2 separate regions of the Mus musculus genome follow, and region 1 is linked to region 2. Evidence: chromatin loops called from intact Hi-C (ENCODE). Cell type or tissue: gastrocnemius. All regions are shown on one strand. Each heading gives the region's core, and the rest is flanking DNA. Links, peaks and the distances in the headings are about the cores only. Region 1 holds the start of Rft1 (RFT1 homolog). Region 2 holds the start of Gm52147 (a long non-coding RNA gene).

What was found. Peaks named below come from ENCODE experiments on the same cell type or tissue, not always from the same donor. Only the 100,000 strongest peaks of a DNase experiment are listed, where the experiment ranks them.
Region 1: it touches region 2 in a loop (6-fold over the local background); 13 of 42 quality-filtered maps call a loop at or near these places.

The regions. Positions count from the first base shown.
Region 1 is chr14:30,647,556-30,655,885 of GRCm38, reverse strand. It overlaps Rft1 (RFT1 homolog), which reads right to left and starts at 1,511. Exons shown (of 13, transcript NM_177815.3): 1 at 1,411-1,511. The coding sequence starts at 1,473. In gastrocnemius, for the core only: CTCF peaks have their summits at 1,471 and 4,769 (motif pointing right); DNase peaks (open chromatin) are centred at 1,526 and 4,664; H3K4me3 peaks cover 1,396 bases; H3K27ac peaks cover 2,867 bases.
Region 2 is chr14:30,589,798-30,598,127 of GRCm38, reverse strand. Prkcd (protein kinase C, delta) reads left to right here. Exons shown (of 18, transcript NM_011103.3): 18 at 2,103-2,774. The coding sequence ends at 2,261. Gm52147 (a long non-coding RNA gene) reads right to left here and starts at 1,498. Exons shown (of 3, transcript XR_003951217.1): 1 at 1,432-1,498; 2 at 1,238-1,318; 3 at 571-640. In gastrocnemius, for the core only: a CTCF peak has its summit at 4,253; DNase peaks (open chromatin) are centred at 1,983, 3,583, 4,486 and 6,511; H3K4me3 peaks cover 1,602 bases; H3K27ac peaks cover 4,923 bases.

The DNA.
Region 1 (8,330 bases), core at 327-8,326, 58 kb before region 2:
TTATATATAGCTTATTTTATCCCTACACTGCCATTTACAAACTTCTTATGCTAATAAAAGTAGCTAACATTTACTAAGTACCTTGTAGTGTGCCAGGACATAACAGAAATTATTTCCCCTAATCTCCCTAATCACCCTGTGAAGCTGCAGTGCTGTTCTCATTCAAAATGAGGAAGCTGCCGGGATGGAGGTATGTGCTTGTTACCCCAGCACTTTGTAAACTGCAGCAAGTACATCAAGAATTCAAGGCCAGCTTGGACTACATAGCAGTATCTTTTCATAAATAAATAAATAAAGCCAGGACTGGTGTCTCATGCCTATAAGCAGAGGCAGGGCATATCTGAGGTCAAAGCCAGCCTGGTCTACACAGTGAGTTACAGGACAGCCAGGGAGGCATAGAGAGATCTTGTCTTTAAAAAAAAAAAAAAAAGAAGAAGAAGACAAAGACGAAGAAGGAAAGAAGGAAGGAAGAAAAGAATAAACCGATGCTCAGAAAAAAAGCCAATTGATTTGAACTTTTTTTTGAGACAAGGTCTAAGTATGTAACCCTATCTAGACTGGAGCTCAGATTGGAACTCACAGAGAACTCAACCTCTTGAGTGTTGGGATGAAAGACTTGAGCTACTACACCTAACCCAAGTAACTCTTATCTTAAAAGGGGCCACCTAACCTGAATCTAATTCAGCCTGCTTCTCTCTCCTAACCTCTTTGTGCCTCTCTAGGATAAAGGTGAAGGTGGACTCTGGACCATGTGGACGAACTAGCAAGTGTCATCTGCAAAAGAAAGAAAAAAAAATACAAAGCCAAAAAAGAGTCTGTCCAAGGACACACAGCAGATGCAGTTTATTAAGTGCACACTAGGATGCTGGTACTGCGCTAAGTGAGCTTATTCAAAAGATCCCAAACAATCCTTGCAAATTGCTTTCTGAATTAGATACTATTACACTCATTTTTGTCAACAAGGAGCTAAAAGCTCAGGGGCTGAAGTGACTTGTCCTAGGTCACTGGACAAGCATTGCCTGAACCCGATCCTTGTTCTTAGCTACGCCATATGGGCTCTCTAAACTCAAAGAGAATCAGAGTTGAAGAACAGTTTTGAGGATCAAGAGTGAAACACTCCAGAAATGAACCCCTTAAAATATCAGATTAAAGTAGCCTCTGTCTACTGTTTGTTGATAGTTGTTTAAACTGTCTCCTATCATCACACGGAAACACAAGGCTCAGAAAGAAAATGGCTTGTTTGTAGTCACCAGCCAAGACTGGGACCGCAGTCTCCCAACTCCTAGACCCGGCGCCCCTCCCCGCCTCCGTGGTCCCCCGTGGAACCCTGTGCAGTGCGGGGGACCCAGAGCAGCTTCCCCGGGAGGCTTGGCCGCGGCACCACGCGCTGGAGCGGGCGCAGCAGAGTACCTGCAGCAGGAGACCCGAGGAGGCCAACCGGGCCGCCTGGCCTAGCACCTCCTGGCTGCCCATAGCCCCAGAGCCACAGCTCCGAGGAGGAAACGGGGCCCGCGCCCGCTTCGTCGCGGAAAAATGGCGTCACGGACAGGCTCGCTCCTGATTGGGTCTTTGACAGCAGGGGCGGAGCACAAGAAGCTGCGACTCCAAACAACTTTTGAGGCTGTGTCTCTTGATTTTCTTGGGGTGTCTTGATTTTTGTTGTTGTTGTTTTGAGAGTGTGTTCAGCGCCGATCCCTGTAGACCATGTTGGCCTAGAACTCGCAGTCTCTGGAACACTGGGATAACTGGGGCGCACCCCTAGCCCCAACTGATATCTTTTGGCTTGATTTTTTTTTTTTTTTTTTTAAGACAGGGTCTCATTATGTAGCCTTGGCTATCATAGAACTCGATATGCAAAGCAGACTTGCCTTGAACTCAGTGATCTGCGGGCTTCGGCTTCTGACTCCCAAGTGCCGCAACTCCAGCTGTTATTTTGAAATAAGGTCTTTCTATGTAGCCAGGGCTGGCCTGGAATTCACTTAGAGAGACTAGGATAGCCTTGAACTCCCGATCCTCTTGTCTCCAGCTCCCAAGTGATGAGAATTAAATATTTATTTGTTTTTGCATAGTGTAGTTGTGTGTGTATCAGTGAACTCTCAGGCATCAGTTCTCTCTTTCCACCTTTACATGGGTTCTGCAGTCAAACTCAGATTGGCAGGCTTACATGGTAAGCTCTTAACCTGCTGGGCTAATTTGCAGGCCTGCTAATTATCTTCCCTGTACTCCTGTTCCCTGTTCCCCAGCAGAAGGCCCTGTTTCAAAGCAAAGGAAAACAGAACAAAACAAGCCAGCAGTGGCTGCTGCGGGACAAAGTGCTCAGCAGAGACTAATCAGTGAGATTCTTGCCATTGGCGATCACACGAATGTAGTTACATAACCCTTCCACCAACTGGGCTGGACAGGACTTCTCCCAATTTTGCAAAGGAAGAACTGAGGACTGAAGGTCAGACACAGAATTTTCATGTATGTAGTTCTCTGTAGAAACCTTCCCAAGGCTCTGATACTTGGCCTGGTTGTCGAGAGGAGAAAAGTAAGCCTTGGAGGTGTGAGGTGCCTTGTTCAAATCTGCACATCATGGGCCTGGGCAGAACAGATCGGGGTCAAGGGTCAGACTGGAAGTACTTTATACTTTTTTTTTTAAAGTGGCCAACATACGCAATCACCATTTTCAAAGCTCTTTGGCCTTCCTTGCTGTCTGGTAACTGCCTGTCATCTTACACATCACTACCATCTTTATCAGTACATTTTAGATGCTCATATTTGGATCCCTTCATCCCAGCACTCAGGAGACAGGTGTATCTCTGAGTTTGAGGCTAGCCTGGTCTATATAGCATACATCAAGAACAGCCAGAAAGACATAGTGGAATTCTGTCTCAAAACAAACAAACAAAAAACCCAGCCCCCTTAGTGGTCCTCAAAGAGACCCTGTTGGGTGTTTCTTTGTTTTTGTCATGGTCTCTGCCCAAATATCTTCCTTGACAGTACTCTTCACTTTTTCAGGGCCCCCATACTGACCCCTAACTACCCCACAGTCTGTACTTTCTATGGACTAAATGTATCTTCTCAGAATTCATATAGTGACAGTCCTGAATGTGATAATATACACATATAATACACTCAGGAGAGTACTTGGGAAGTAATTAGGATAAAGATGTAGCCTTTATGGTGGGGCCATTGCCCAGATATTTGAGGAATGGCTACAGTGGGTCAGTGACCATATTAAGAAGATATCTGAGGGCTGCTATGGTGGATCAGTGGCCACACAAAGAAGACATTTGAGGAACTGGCTATGGTGAATCAGTGGCCATATAAAGATGATGTCTGAGGTAATGCATCTTAGAGATGCAGTGTTTGCTTACCATAGTTTTGATGCTTAGTACCTCAAAAAATATTTGGGTGGGATGACTTCTCGTTCACTGTGAGTAGATATAGCAAGAAGGTGGCTATTTACAAACCAAGAAGAGTCCCCTCACAAGACCCAAACTGGCTGTCACCCTGATCTTGGACTTCTAGGATCCAGGATTGGAGAAGCAAATCTGTTGTTTAAGCATCCCAGTCTATGGTGCATCCCAGTCTATGGTGTTTTGTTACAACAGCTCAAGCTGACCTCAATAGTTCCTTAAAGCATTTTGTACTCTTGCATCCTATGTACCGACAGAGAACACTCTTAAGCTCTCACGAATGCCTCCTGGTGCATCACTGTTGCTAGCACTGCTGAACATGGACTGCATGGCTCAAAGCCTCTGTGTCCTCATCTTAGGCAGAATGAGCTTTGTTGAGTGTTGAGACACAGAATGTGAGGTTTGACCATCAGACAGACTTTTCCTGGAACCCTCCTGCTGCAGCTCACCAACTGGAGGACCCCCTGTGTGCTGTTTGTTTGTTTGTTTGTTTGTTTGTTTAAATCCAACGTATTTTATTGATTATTTGGCAACTTCACATAATGCACCCCAATAACACTTCCTAGTTCTTCCAGGTCCACCCCCAAACCTTTGTGACCTCGAAGGAGGAGGAGGAGGAGAAGGAGGGGAAGCAGAAGAAGGAGAAGAAGGAGAAGGAGAAGAAGGAGAAGGAGAAGAAGGAGAAGAAGGAGAAGGAGGAGAAGAAGAAGGATAAAAACCAAGTCTAATTTATGTTGTTCATATACTCACTGGGGCATGGTCAATGCTGATTGTTTTAAAGAGATATTATATTAGCATTGGGTTTATAGCTCAGTAGTACTGTGACTGCCCAGCTTGTGTGAAGGCCTGGGTTTAAGCCACAGTATCTATGATACTGATCTGGATATGAATATAGACATAAATATAGATATTGTCTGTCCTGTTAAGGTGGGTGTGATAATTTTAGCAGACCAGCTTGGCCCACAAGTAGCTTAAATTCTACTAAGAGATTAAAAACTTAAATCTGAAGAAAAATCATAAAATCCCAAATTGGAATCAATTGTGAAAGAATAAAAAAAGACTCCTTGAGAATTCAGAACTATAAATGGTGGTCACTAAACAAGCTGTTTTCCTCAGGGTTCCTTCCTGCCACTTGCTTCTGTGCCAGGTGACCTCCCTGCCAGGGAAAGCTGGTCTGGGACTCGCATTTCATTACTGTACTAGTGGGAGGTGCTAGGGCTGGTGCTGAGCCAGTTAGACTTCCAGGGCAATGGGGCAGGATGGGAGGCTGCCAATGGGTGGAAGGCAGAGTAAAAGCTATGTTAAGTGGGGGCCTGGACTTGGGCTGAGCGGAGGCACCAGGACTGGGCATGTTCCCACACAACAGCCACTAGATGGCATGGCTCGTTGGGCAAGGGCCCTCCCAGACCAAGGCTTTTCGCTGTTTGGAAAACCTTCAACAGGGCCCCTCCTTGAACTAGAACATCAACACTTTGTCCCTCACTTGAAAGTCCCAGGGCATGACAAGGCTGCTGTGGTCACAACAGCCCATGTTGTTGAGTCTACAAAGCTATGTGCTGGGTATTTTCATGGTCAAACTGAACTCCGTTAGCAGCCCAACAAGACCACTGTCCCCTCTGCTGTACAGGCCAGGGAACAGACTTGGCAAAGTTAGGGGACCTGTTTGAGGGGTGGTGGTTGGAAACACCAGAGTGTGAACTGGGCTATCCCTTTAGAACGCTGTGCTCCCCCTCAGCAGTTACGATTCAGGAAGGATTTGGGGTATCTGCATTGGTTTTGTGGTGTTTGCCTGTTTTGCCTTTGACAACGAGTCTTACTTACCCTGTAGCCCATGCTGGCCTGGAACTTTATATTACCATGATTGGTTATGATGCTCTGGACAAAACTCTGAAAAGTACTCCCTGAGGGTACCTTCAGGCACCTTGGGAAATCTATCTGCCTCAGTGGTCTGAAGCCTCTGTCTGCCCAAAGTGGGTAAAGAAGTGCTGAAAGCTGTTCTGGGCTTGTTCAACTCTCCAATAGGATATGCTACCAGGGTAGTGGTCAGAACATCAGGGCCTGGAGACAGTGCCTAAATGAGAGCCTTGGGAACACCTGTGTCAAGAACTGTGCATACAGCACTTCCTGGATCATAGGTCTTTCTATGGAGTGGTGTGAGCAGCCACAAGACCCTGGTTTCTCTCTGAGCATTGATTTGTGCAGAGTAGCCTGTAATACCAACAATAACAATGTGGTTCATTCCAGATCCAGAGCTCTGAGCTGGGCATTGGAAGGGGCTTAAGAGAGAATGAACCACTATTACTCCACGCTCAGGCCTCAGGGTCTCTCTTGGGAAGAACCCCAAGTGAGAGCAGACAGACCGAGGTACCAAAACCATGCAAGGGGAACATAGAGATGGGGTAGGTGGAGAGATCGTTCTGGCCGAAGCATCAAAGAAGATCCCCGTCAGTCACAGTCAGTGGAGCCCGGGAAGAGGGAACTTGCTGAGCCTGTGGGTGAACCTAGTAGTTGGCTGTGGCTACTCTTGGTGCAGAATTCTTGTACCCAGCAGCCTGTGGCCAGTGTTGAGCCAGCAGTCCTGAGAACAGCAAGTCCGTGAACAGGAGTGTGTGAATGAATACAAATTAAGGGCTTGGTGGAACGCATTTGTAATTTCAGCCGTCAGGAGGATAGCACAGGAGGATTCAGTGTGAGTTTGAAGCAGCCTGAGCTGTAGAGTGAGACCCTGGCCCCAAAAACAACACCAGGGCTCAGTGGTTAAGAACACTCATGGCCCCTCCAAAGGTCCTGAGTTCAATTCCCAGCACCCATATAGAAGCTCACAACTGTCTGAGGCCATATTCTGATGTGAGATGTGCCTGCAAAGTACCCACCATATACATAAAATACATAAGTAAATAAATCTTTGAGCTGGGTATCGTGGTGGCGCACGCCTCTAATCCCAGCACTCTGGAGACAATGACAGCCTGATCTCTGAGTTCGAGGCCAATCTGGTCTACAGAGTGAGTTCCAGGACATCTAGAACAGCCAGGGTTACACAGAGGAACCCTGTATGGGGGTGGGGGGAAATCAGTCACATGTGTTCACAAGTGGGTCGGTGTGAATTTGCTTGTTCTGCTTGCCAGAATCCGCTTTGAGATAGTGTGTAGATACATACGTGCACACATATGAAGCCGGAGAGCATGCAGTATGAGGGAGTTCTTAGATGAGCATGTGTGGACGTGGGGTTGGTCGTGTGTGCCTGCAAACCTGTGAAACACTAGTATACATCTTCAGTCTCAGCATGCGGGAGGCTGAGACAGGATCTGAGATCAAGCCCAGCCTGGGCTATATATCAAGACAGAAAAAGAAAAAGTGTACAAAATGTGTCCTAGTCTAGGCATCAATTTTGCTTCTCTGATTCTGGTTCTTTATCTAGGCCCAAGATTCTGCATTTCACCTCAACAATATCCTCTCAGTCTTATAAGGTGGGCTAATAACAAAATGTAATTATGCACATTTCACAGATGGAGAAACTGAGGCTCTAAGGGGTGGCAGAGATAACATTGAATCCTAGCTACAGGGCATCAGAGGTTCCCTTTACCGTTTCCTTCAAGCCACTTCTCAGGAATTCAAAAAGTCCCTGGTGAGGAAATGTCCCTGGCCCACTCATCACTGACCTGGACCTGACACAGGGTTTCTCATGGGGTGGGTGGAAAGGAACTGTCTCTGGGGCTTGGCTCCAAGGCTACACACATAGAAGGGTCACATGAGGCTGCCCTTGTGTATCCATAACCCCAAAGAATTTGGATCAGAGCCAGTTGAGGGTTTAGGCCACCCCTCGTCTAAACACATGCTACATTTCCTGTCCCTTAAAACCACAGTCTGGCTGGAAAGTAGCCCCACACGCTCCCAGACCAGCTTTCCAAAAGCTCTCCCAGGTGCCCAGCGCTCCTGATTCATGCCATGCTGAGCACTGGACCTGTCCCTTCTGTATACTGGTCAAGCTCTCCACCAACTTAGGTGTATCCTTGGAGACAACCCCAAAACAGACAGCCATAGCAGCAACTTTCATTCCTGTCTTTTGGCTCTTATTGTGGGTGTGAAGGCTACCAGGTCTCATAGAACCATTCTTGTGAAAAGAGACTGATCCAAACTGACCCAAGCGCCAATACTCCTTGGGTGTCATTTCGCCTCTCTGTCACTGTTTCATGATCTATAAAATGGAAGTGATCGTAAAACCTTCCATAAGGGTTACTGTAAGAATTACATAAGATAACATGTATGGAAATGTTTCTTTTACCAGGCACTTAGAATGAACATGCGTTACAAACACGAGCAATTACCATCATTTTGTCACATTTACATCAATAGGGTGGATACTATTTCCTCCCTTGGATGTTGAAAAACATTTAATATTTTTGGATCTCTGTGTTCCATTCCTGTAAAAAAATTTTTTTGAGACAGGATCTTAGTATGTAGCCCTGGATAGTGTGAAACTCACTGTGTAAATCAGGCTGGCCTCAGACTCAAAGATCCCCTGCCTCTGCCTTCCAAGTTCCAGGATTAAAGGGGTATGCCACCAAGCAGAGCCCATAATAATTCTCTTTTATTTTTTCTATCTTTCCTTCATTATTATTCACTTTACATCCCATTCACTGGCCCCCTCCCAGTCACCCCATCCTACAATCCCTCCCCCATTAACCTCCCCTTCTCCTCTGAGTGTGTGGGGGCCCCTGGGTATCCGCCCACCCTGGCACATCCTCTCCCACTGAGGCCAGACAAGGCAGCCCAGCTAGAAGAACATATCCCATGTACAGACAACAGCTTCTGGGATAGTCCCACTCCAGCTGTTCGGGGCCCGCATGAAGGCCAAGCTGCACATCTGCTACATCTATGCAGAGAGGCCTAGGTTCTGCCTGTGTAGTTGTTTGTTTGGTGGTTTAATCT
Region 2 (8,330 bases), core at 266-8,265:
ACCTCGCTGTATTTCTCGGACTGGCTCAGAACTCTTGGACTTTTTATCCCCCTACAGGCACACACCGCCATGCCTGCTAGCAGCCATTCCTCGTAATTAAGTTCTTCAGTACCTTGTGTTCCCAGAGCTGTATTTTGGCCACCAGAGTTAGGGCTTTACTTCCATCTGTCTTTTCATCAATCATAAATAGTGGACACGCTGAGTCCTTGTTGGGAACCGAGCACAGTGCTAGGCTTTGGCAGACTGAGAAAAAGTCCTAAACCCCGAGGAGCCCAGACCAGATGCCTAGACACTGGTGACACTCTGATAGAAGGCAGCAGTAGGGGAGATGTCACAGGGCACACATTACAGGTTGCTTCCCAGAGGGACTAGCAGTAGGAACCAGAAATGCAGGACCAGAGTGGTCTGTGAGGATGCTTTGGACGAACTGGTATATGGGAGTGGGGCTCAGCTGTCAGACAGGGAGAGGGCATCCCAGGTGGTGAGCTGATCTGTATCACTGGGACTGGCTGAGATAAGTAGATCACGGCACCGGGAAGCTGGAACCTGCTGGGTGTGTACATCAGTGTGCTGTAGTCCTAATGCTCAGAGGGATACAGGAGCTTCCTGACTTCAAACCCACTTCCCAGCACGATCCTGTCTTTAAAAAAAAAAAAAAGAAGAAGAAGTTAGGGCACAGTGTCCCTTTTGTGGTCATAGCTCCTTCTCTGGCTACCTTTTCTCTCACTTGTCTTCTGCCAGGACATACTGTTCTCACTGGGCAGTCTGGCCTGCCCCACATTTGTGCTTGAGATAGCAGAACACTTCCCCCCCGTGGAAGTCATAATCAAAGGCTCCCTGACCAGGGTGACAGGCTGGCTCAGCTATAAGGGCAGTATATGGCTCTTGCTCCCCAGTTATTCCTCCACTCAGTGGACATGTGAGCAGCCTCTGCCTCTGGGGGCTGAGCAGGACAGTGGGCTTTCAGGCCTAAGAGTGGGGCCTCACAGGAAGTGGGCCCAGGGGCTCTGGTGTACCTATAGCTCATGGCAGAGTACTCCCCCAGCCGGTCAGCGTCCTCCCCAAGTAAAGGTCAAAATGAAAGACCAAAACCAGGCATGGTAGGTAGGACATAGCTATAATCCCAGCCCTTGGGAGGTAGAGGCAGGAAGAGCAGGGGTTCAGGGCCAGCCTCAGTTGCATGAGACTGTCTTGAAAGAGCAAAAACAAGAACAAAAACCAGATTCTGATCTTTTACCTGTCAAGACTCTCCAGAGTGAGAGCTGATATGGCTGAGCCTGTTTTGCTGCAGATGCAGTAGTCGCCGTTGTCTCTGGGACTGTGGTGTGAGAAGAGAGAAGGGTGCTCACCTGTTACTATCTTATCCAGTCCTCGGGGGCAGGCAGTGAATTAGGAACTTTCCTTATAAACATCCTAAGAATAAACACTTACAGTTTTGCAGCCCTGTGCTCAGTGCAGCCGCCTTCCTTGTTCTGCAGATGGGTGTGGCTGTGTAGTCATAAAACTTGATTTGTGGGCACAGGTGTTTGCATTTGACTTCATTTTCATATGCCATTGGATAGTCTTTTTTTTTTTTTTTTTCCTCCCAACCATTTAAAATCATAGAGGCTAGAGCTGTAAGTGGTGGTGTGTAGCGGTTCTAGTGTTTGGGAGGCTGAGGCAGGAGGATCATGATTTTGTAGACAGCATGGGCTACATAATGAGACTTTTGTTTCAAAAATACCAAAACTAAAACCAACTATCTAAAAATAGTGAAAGCTATTCTTAACTTATAGACCTCCATTAAGAGCAGAGCAGGAGATCTGAGGCCCATAGGCCGTTGTTGACTGGCCCTGCTCTGCAGGATGTCCCAGGATATCCCCTGTCCTTACTTCCCCAGTGCTCCCTGCCTGCCTTCCTCACCTCTGGGGAATAGCATTCCCCTGTGATGGCACTGTCCTTGGGTTACCAGTGACATCCTCTTTCCCAACTGAGCTGACTGCCCTGGCTTGCCCCAACAAGGGCCCCAGAAGCCTGGGCGCCTTGCCATGTCTTTGAAGGCAGACCTTGGAGACACCCTTTCAGTCAAGTCACTCTTACCTGCCACTGCCTTTTGCCCACAGAAATCCCCTTCAGACTACAGCAACTTTGACCCAGAGTTCCTGAATGAGAAACCTCAGCTTTCCTTCAGTGACAAGAACCTCATCGACTCTATGGACCAGGAAGCCTTCCATGGCTTCTCCTTTGTGAATCCCAAGTTTGAGCAATTCCTGGACATTTAATTAAGCTCCCAGACCTGCTTTAAACGCCCTGGCAGAGTAGGCCCGTCTGCCCTGGTTTGCACCGCATTGCCCGTGGAGAACAGTGGGTGACTGGCTGATTTCTGCTGCCACCCCCTCCTCCTTGGAGAGTCCGGCTCCTGCTGGCTGGGCTCACAGTACTTCCTCTGTGAACTGTTTGTGAATTTGCCTTCCCTTTGCCATCAGAGGGAAACTGTAAATCCTGTGTTTCATTACTTGAATGTAGTTATTGAAATATATATTATATATATGCACATATATATAATAGGCTGTATATATTGCTCAGTATAGAAAGCATGTAGGAGACTGGTGATGTGTTGACCTTTTTAAAAAAAAACATATGTATATGTGTGTATATATATATACACACATATACATATATATGTGTATGTATGTACGTATGTATATATATATGACCAAAAGAAAAGAAGAGCACAAGCTGTCTGAACCACAGGTTCTTTTATGTGTGTCTAAATAAACACTGAATGGTACCAACCTGGCTGTGGGGACATTTATGTCCCAGGAAGTTGGTAGCAGGTGCTCCTGCCACCGTTGGCTGCAGTGGCAGACCCCTGGGTCTTCATGCAAATGTGTTTGTGTTTAGGGGTTTCCTTTTGCCCCAGGGCCCTGGCACTGCAGGAACCACAGATGTCTCTGTGGGGTTATGGTAGGAGGTGAGATGGGCTGTAATCTGTGACTGGGTAGAGAGGGCCAGCCCAGAAGTTCGGAGAGGCAGAAGGCCAGACCGGAAAGGAGGATCAGAGGCACAAAGCTGGAAGTGTGTCTCAATACTCAAGTTTGCTTAAGTGCTTCATGTTTTGAGACAGGGTCTCTCTGTGTAGTCTTGGCTGATCTCCAGCTTGCTCTGTAGTTCAGGCTGGCCCCACAGAGGTCCTTCTGCCTCTGCCTCCTGAGTGTCACCACACTTGCCCAAAACTACACATCTTTTTTACTGTTTATCTTCATTCTTGGGACAGGGGTCGGCATCTACGTTCTAAAATGATCCCACAGGAGTCCCTGCCTGGCTGGAGAAGAGAGGGGCAGGGTGGGAGAGAAAATGCTTAGTGCCTGGATGGGATGTTTCAGTATGCTGACCAAACCGACTGCACAGTCAAGGAGTCTGGCTCTAAGACACAGCAGTACCTGGCAGCTGCCTGCGAGCCAGCGTGGCCATGTTGTGCAGGAGCTCCCTGACTGGGCTCTCTTCACCGCTTCCATGCCTCCCATTCTGTAAGCTTCTAGTTTGTCCCTTCCCCCACTGGACTGCTCCTGCCTGCAGCCTGGGGCACCGTTCTCAAACAGGGCCCTCCCTTGGGCCCCTCTGGTCCAGCCCCTGGGACCCAGCTGGCTCTTTGTCCTGGAGGTGGATGAGGCAGTCCTAGCTCCTGATTGGCTGGTCCAGTAGCCGTGCTACTGACTGCCAGCAGTTCATTCTTTTGGGCTGAGGTACAAATTTCCACAGCTTGAGAAGGCAAGATGGACTGAAACTGCCCAAGGAAGAGGGTTGTGGGGATGGGAGTATAGTTCTGTCCTCTCAGGAAGACACGCTGCCTCTCATTGTACCTGTGATGGGCCAGCCTGGACACTGGAAGCAGTGACATTGGTCCTCACAATATGACATGGTGACACTGGAATAAGGAAGGGAGGTGCCTAGGGTCCCCCGTGTCCTGCTTCTGCTATAGCATGCAAAGATCTCCAGCACTTCCATGAACCAGGGCAATAGTGAGAGCACAGAAGTTGTGCTGGTGCTCACATTTGGGGGCTCCCACCATCTTGCCACTCTAAGCAGGGCCTGCCCGGCACACAGCTTTACATTCGATGATGGGTCTCCTCCCCCTGCGGAAGGGAGGGAGAGTTAGGTTGTTTCTCAGCTTCAGGCAGTGAGGAGTGCTGAGAACACAGAATCTAGAAAAGTAGCCAAAGGTTTGAGTTTCACTATGCTGCCACACACTGGCTGAGTTCCTTGTCAGCCTGTCTCTTCGCTGGTAGAGGGAAGCACTAATCGGTGCTGCCTTGTGAATGGCTGGTTTGGGAAGGCTTCACACACGGCTTCACAGTGGCTGGTGCCTGTGGGGCCTGCCTCAGGAAGCCCTCACTTGCTGTGGGAAGCAGCTCTCAGGGACACTGCCTCTGCCTGGATGCCTGGAAGGCCACATGTCTTGTCTGTAGACCTGTTCCCAGCTCTTGAGTAGGTGCCAGGCCTGGCTCATTGGCCAGGAAATGCCTCTCATGCTAGGCTCAAAGCCACTTTCCCTAGCATCTAAGGGTCTGGAAGCAGGCAGAAAGCCCTTGCCAAGTGGATATACAAGCAGCAGGAAGCCCAGCCGTCGTAAAGGACAGAGCAAGCAGCCCGCTCAGTACAGGACGGGGCACTGCAGATGCTCAGGAGCCTGGGAGCAGAAGCCCAGCCTCTGCAGTCAGAATGCCCTGGTTTAAATGCTGTGTGTCCTAGTGACCTCAGCAAGTGACTCAGTCTCCCAGGACCTCAGTTTCACTTCCTCATTGAAGGATGGGGCTGACCATGGTATTGCCGTTGGCTATGATGACACAATTCTGTTTATATGTATTGCATACACAGCAGCCACTGTGACCCTGCCCCTCAGGGGAGAAGACACCTTCTACCCCACACTGGATGACTGCAGGTAGACAACTAATAGGTATCTACCTAGTCATTCAATGCTCCCCCTTCAGACAGGTACTCAAGACCCTCATGCCCAGACTTGCCGGAATGCCTGCTTCTGCCCATGGTAACTGAAGGAGACAGGAAGTGAGCAAAAGCCTGGGCATTTGAGGAGCTGCTCAAGGATTCTCCCAACAGGTGCAGGGCCGAGAGTTCTGCAAAGAGAGCAGAAGGGAACCAGTGGCTCGGTGGGATTCCACTTTCTTCCTTCCACGTGCCTGCTTTACACTGTGTTTTTATTCTTAAATGTGTGTGTGTGTGTGTGTGTGCGCGCGCACGTGCACATGCACATGTAAGAACAGGTGGCCCTCAGACCAGAAGAATCAGATCCCTGGAATCACAGGGAATTGTTAGCTGTAAATGTATTTCTGGGAGTTTTCTTCTATGTGACTCCTTGTTCCCATGTAAATGTCACAGAGACCTTATATTTATTAATAATCTGCAAGCACTAAGCTGGGCAGGTTCTGAGCTATCCTAGCCCAGCTGTGCTGGCCCAGATTACTTCCCAAACAGGCCAATTACTTGCCATCTGAGTCTTGCCCTCCTGGCTCGCTCTGGTCCATGTGTGTCCTCATGGCTGCTCTCTCATGGGGACCTCATAGTGAATCCTCCTGGTCCTCCTCTTTCTCCCTCTCTGTCTCTCTCCATCTCTCTGTCTGTCTCTCTCTCTCTTCCTGCTTGGGACTTGCTCACTGGGATTGGAAATCCTGTCCTATTCTCTTCTCCTGTCCAGCTACTGTCCAGCTGATGGACACTTTGTTAGAAAACAGTCTTTACACATCATTGAGACAGGAGATGCTCCAATAATCGTGACAGTGCCAACGTCTGAACTACAACCAGGTCCCTGGGCACAGAAGTCAGCATCTGAAATACAGTACACAAAACCATCCCCTAATAAGAGCCACTTTGGATGATGGTAGCCAAATTCAGGTCCTCAGAAAGAGCAGTCCATACTCTTAACCATTGAGCAACTTCTCAAAGCCCAAATGTGCTCGCTTCTGAGGGCACTGGCAGCTGGGGGTACAGGGCAGAGCTACAGAAAAGAAATGCCTGAGCGAGTGGATGGATATGTAGACAGATGGATGGATAGAAGGACCAGCTAGACTTTAGATGTGTGTTAGGCTGCCTGGAATTCAGCAGTGCATACTGATAAAAGGTACATATCTTTCATACCAAGTTCTTAGCAGGGGTCGCGGTTCTGGCTGAGTCCTGGAACCCAGTTCCCGGGTTAGCCACGTCTAATAACACTGTCATCTTGGAGGAGGCCCAGGCATCATATTTTGAAAGCTCTCCTGATATGTATGTGCATCAGGACCGAGAGCAAGCTAGGCGAGGTAGGAATCTGCATATTGCCCAGTGAAGCTAGGAAAAGCTGCCCAGAAAGCCACACCTTGGAAATCAAGTCAGCGCTGCCAGACCAGCCCATTGTGTGGAGGAGTATTGGCTTCTGAGCCCGTGGAGCACTGCTACGTGTCTAAGACAACAGACAGAAAAACCGAGGGGTCTGTGAGATGGCCACTTGGCAGGGCAACATCGCCCACTGCCTGGCTGGGCTACATCGCCCCCTGGTGGATGCCATCTTGCAGGCACTGCAGAGACTGCCTACCATCAGTCTTCATGCCAGGGACAGTGCTGAACACTTTAAACAGTCTCTGACTGCTGGGGACCCAGAGAAACATAAGCAATAATATCTCTCCTTACATAAACAATTATCTGTTTTGTCTCAGAGGATAGTGTTCATCCTAACATGGTGCCCATAGTTCCCAACAGGTCCCCATTAATGTATGTAGGACTGATGCGAGTCGGAGGTCCACATTTTCTAATAGAGAGGTTCTAATAGAGGAAATGAGGCTGCATTCAGATTTGCCAGTGTGGGGAGGGATCCAGGACTTCCCATGGCTGCCCTTGGCCTGACTTTACCAGGACTTAACTTTCAGCTCTCTCTGGCACCTGCTTCCACTTTGGAACCATCAAAGCTGGACAGGGCTTCTGTACCCCTCCTGACCCCCGACTGTGTCTGCGTAGCAAATGACCTTGGATGACGACTGCTTGTGGGAGACCAGAGGCTGGGCCACCTTGTTTGCTCTTCTGAATCCTAACCGCCTGGCCAGAGCCCTTTTATCCCCTTAGGAGGGAAGACAGCGCACGCAAGATCTGAAAACACAGAAGGGGACCAAGGACAGAGAAATGTTCCTAAAGTGGGAAGCCTGGCCCAAGTTACCATGACTCAGATGGCGTTAGGCTCCTGATGTCCTGAGGTCACAGGCATTCTCTGAGTCTCATCAGCTGATCTACTTTTGCCCTCCACAGCTATATCCTCTGTGATTTCAGTCTTTGAACCTTAATATCTGTTCCTAAATCGGGCTCTTTAAGTGGGCCTTAGAAGACGCACAGTTTTCTCCCTCTGCCTGCGTTAAATACATACTCAGGAAGCCCTGACATTTGCTTCTCAGCCCACGTTAAGTGCTACACAAAGGCCAAGGCCTGTGGGGAAGTACTTTCTTCCGAAAGGCCTGTTGGGAGTCGATCTTACCGATTTCACTTGGGATGGAGGACACATGGGCTGTGGGTGGCGTTGGTGTGAGTGCTATGTGCCTAATTTCTTATGGTCCTTGGCAGGAGTGGGTGCCTGCTGTGGGCCAGGAGTTTAAGGGGTATCACTTGGGCCATCATGTGACAGATACGAATAAGCGTGCCTGGCATGCACTGTGTGTGGCCCACAAGTTCAGGACAATGACACTATGTCAAGTACCATTCTTACTGCTTCCCTGCATTGTGGCCTGTAATTAATCTTCACAACAGCCCCTAAGGAAATGGCTGCTGCTGGCTGTCAAGCTCCGCACTTCTCCAGTGGGTCAGCAGAGGGTCTGAAGAGTGGAGGATTTTCCCCATGGCTCTGGGAGGCTCCTTGGAGTCTGTGAGTCTTTGTCGTGCTTTCTTTGGCAATGAGCACAATGGCTCACAGGCTTGCTCAATACGAGCCAGGAGGAGAATGAGAAGATGACCCTCCCTGGTCTGCAGAGGCTCTGAGAAGAGAGACAAGGAGCAGAAGCTGCGGAGGACAGCTAGGAGGGGCACAGTTTGGCTTGGCCCTGGAAAGCCCTTGGAGATCATAGACCCCCGGCGGGTGTCTTTGTGGAGTCACCATTTCGTAACTGGAACCAGAGGGGAAAGGGATGGGAGTGGGCCAGGTTTGCATGAGGAAGCAGTCCCAGAGATATGGGGGAATCTTCAGAAAGGACAGTCAACGTTGTACCCAACATTGCACTTCCTCCTGTAGGCCTGGCTCCTTCCTTTCTGCCTTCTGCAGGTCCCAGACAACACAGTCAGCTTAGATCATAGCCAGAGGTCAGGAAATGTGCCCAGATGGG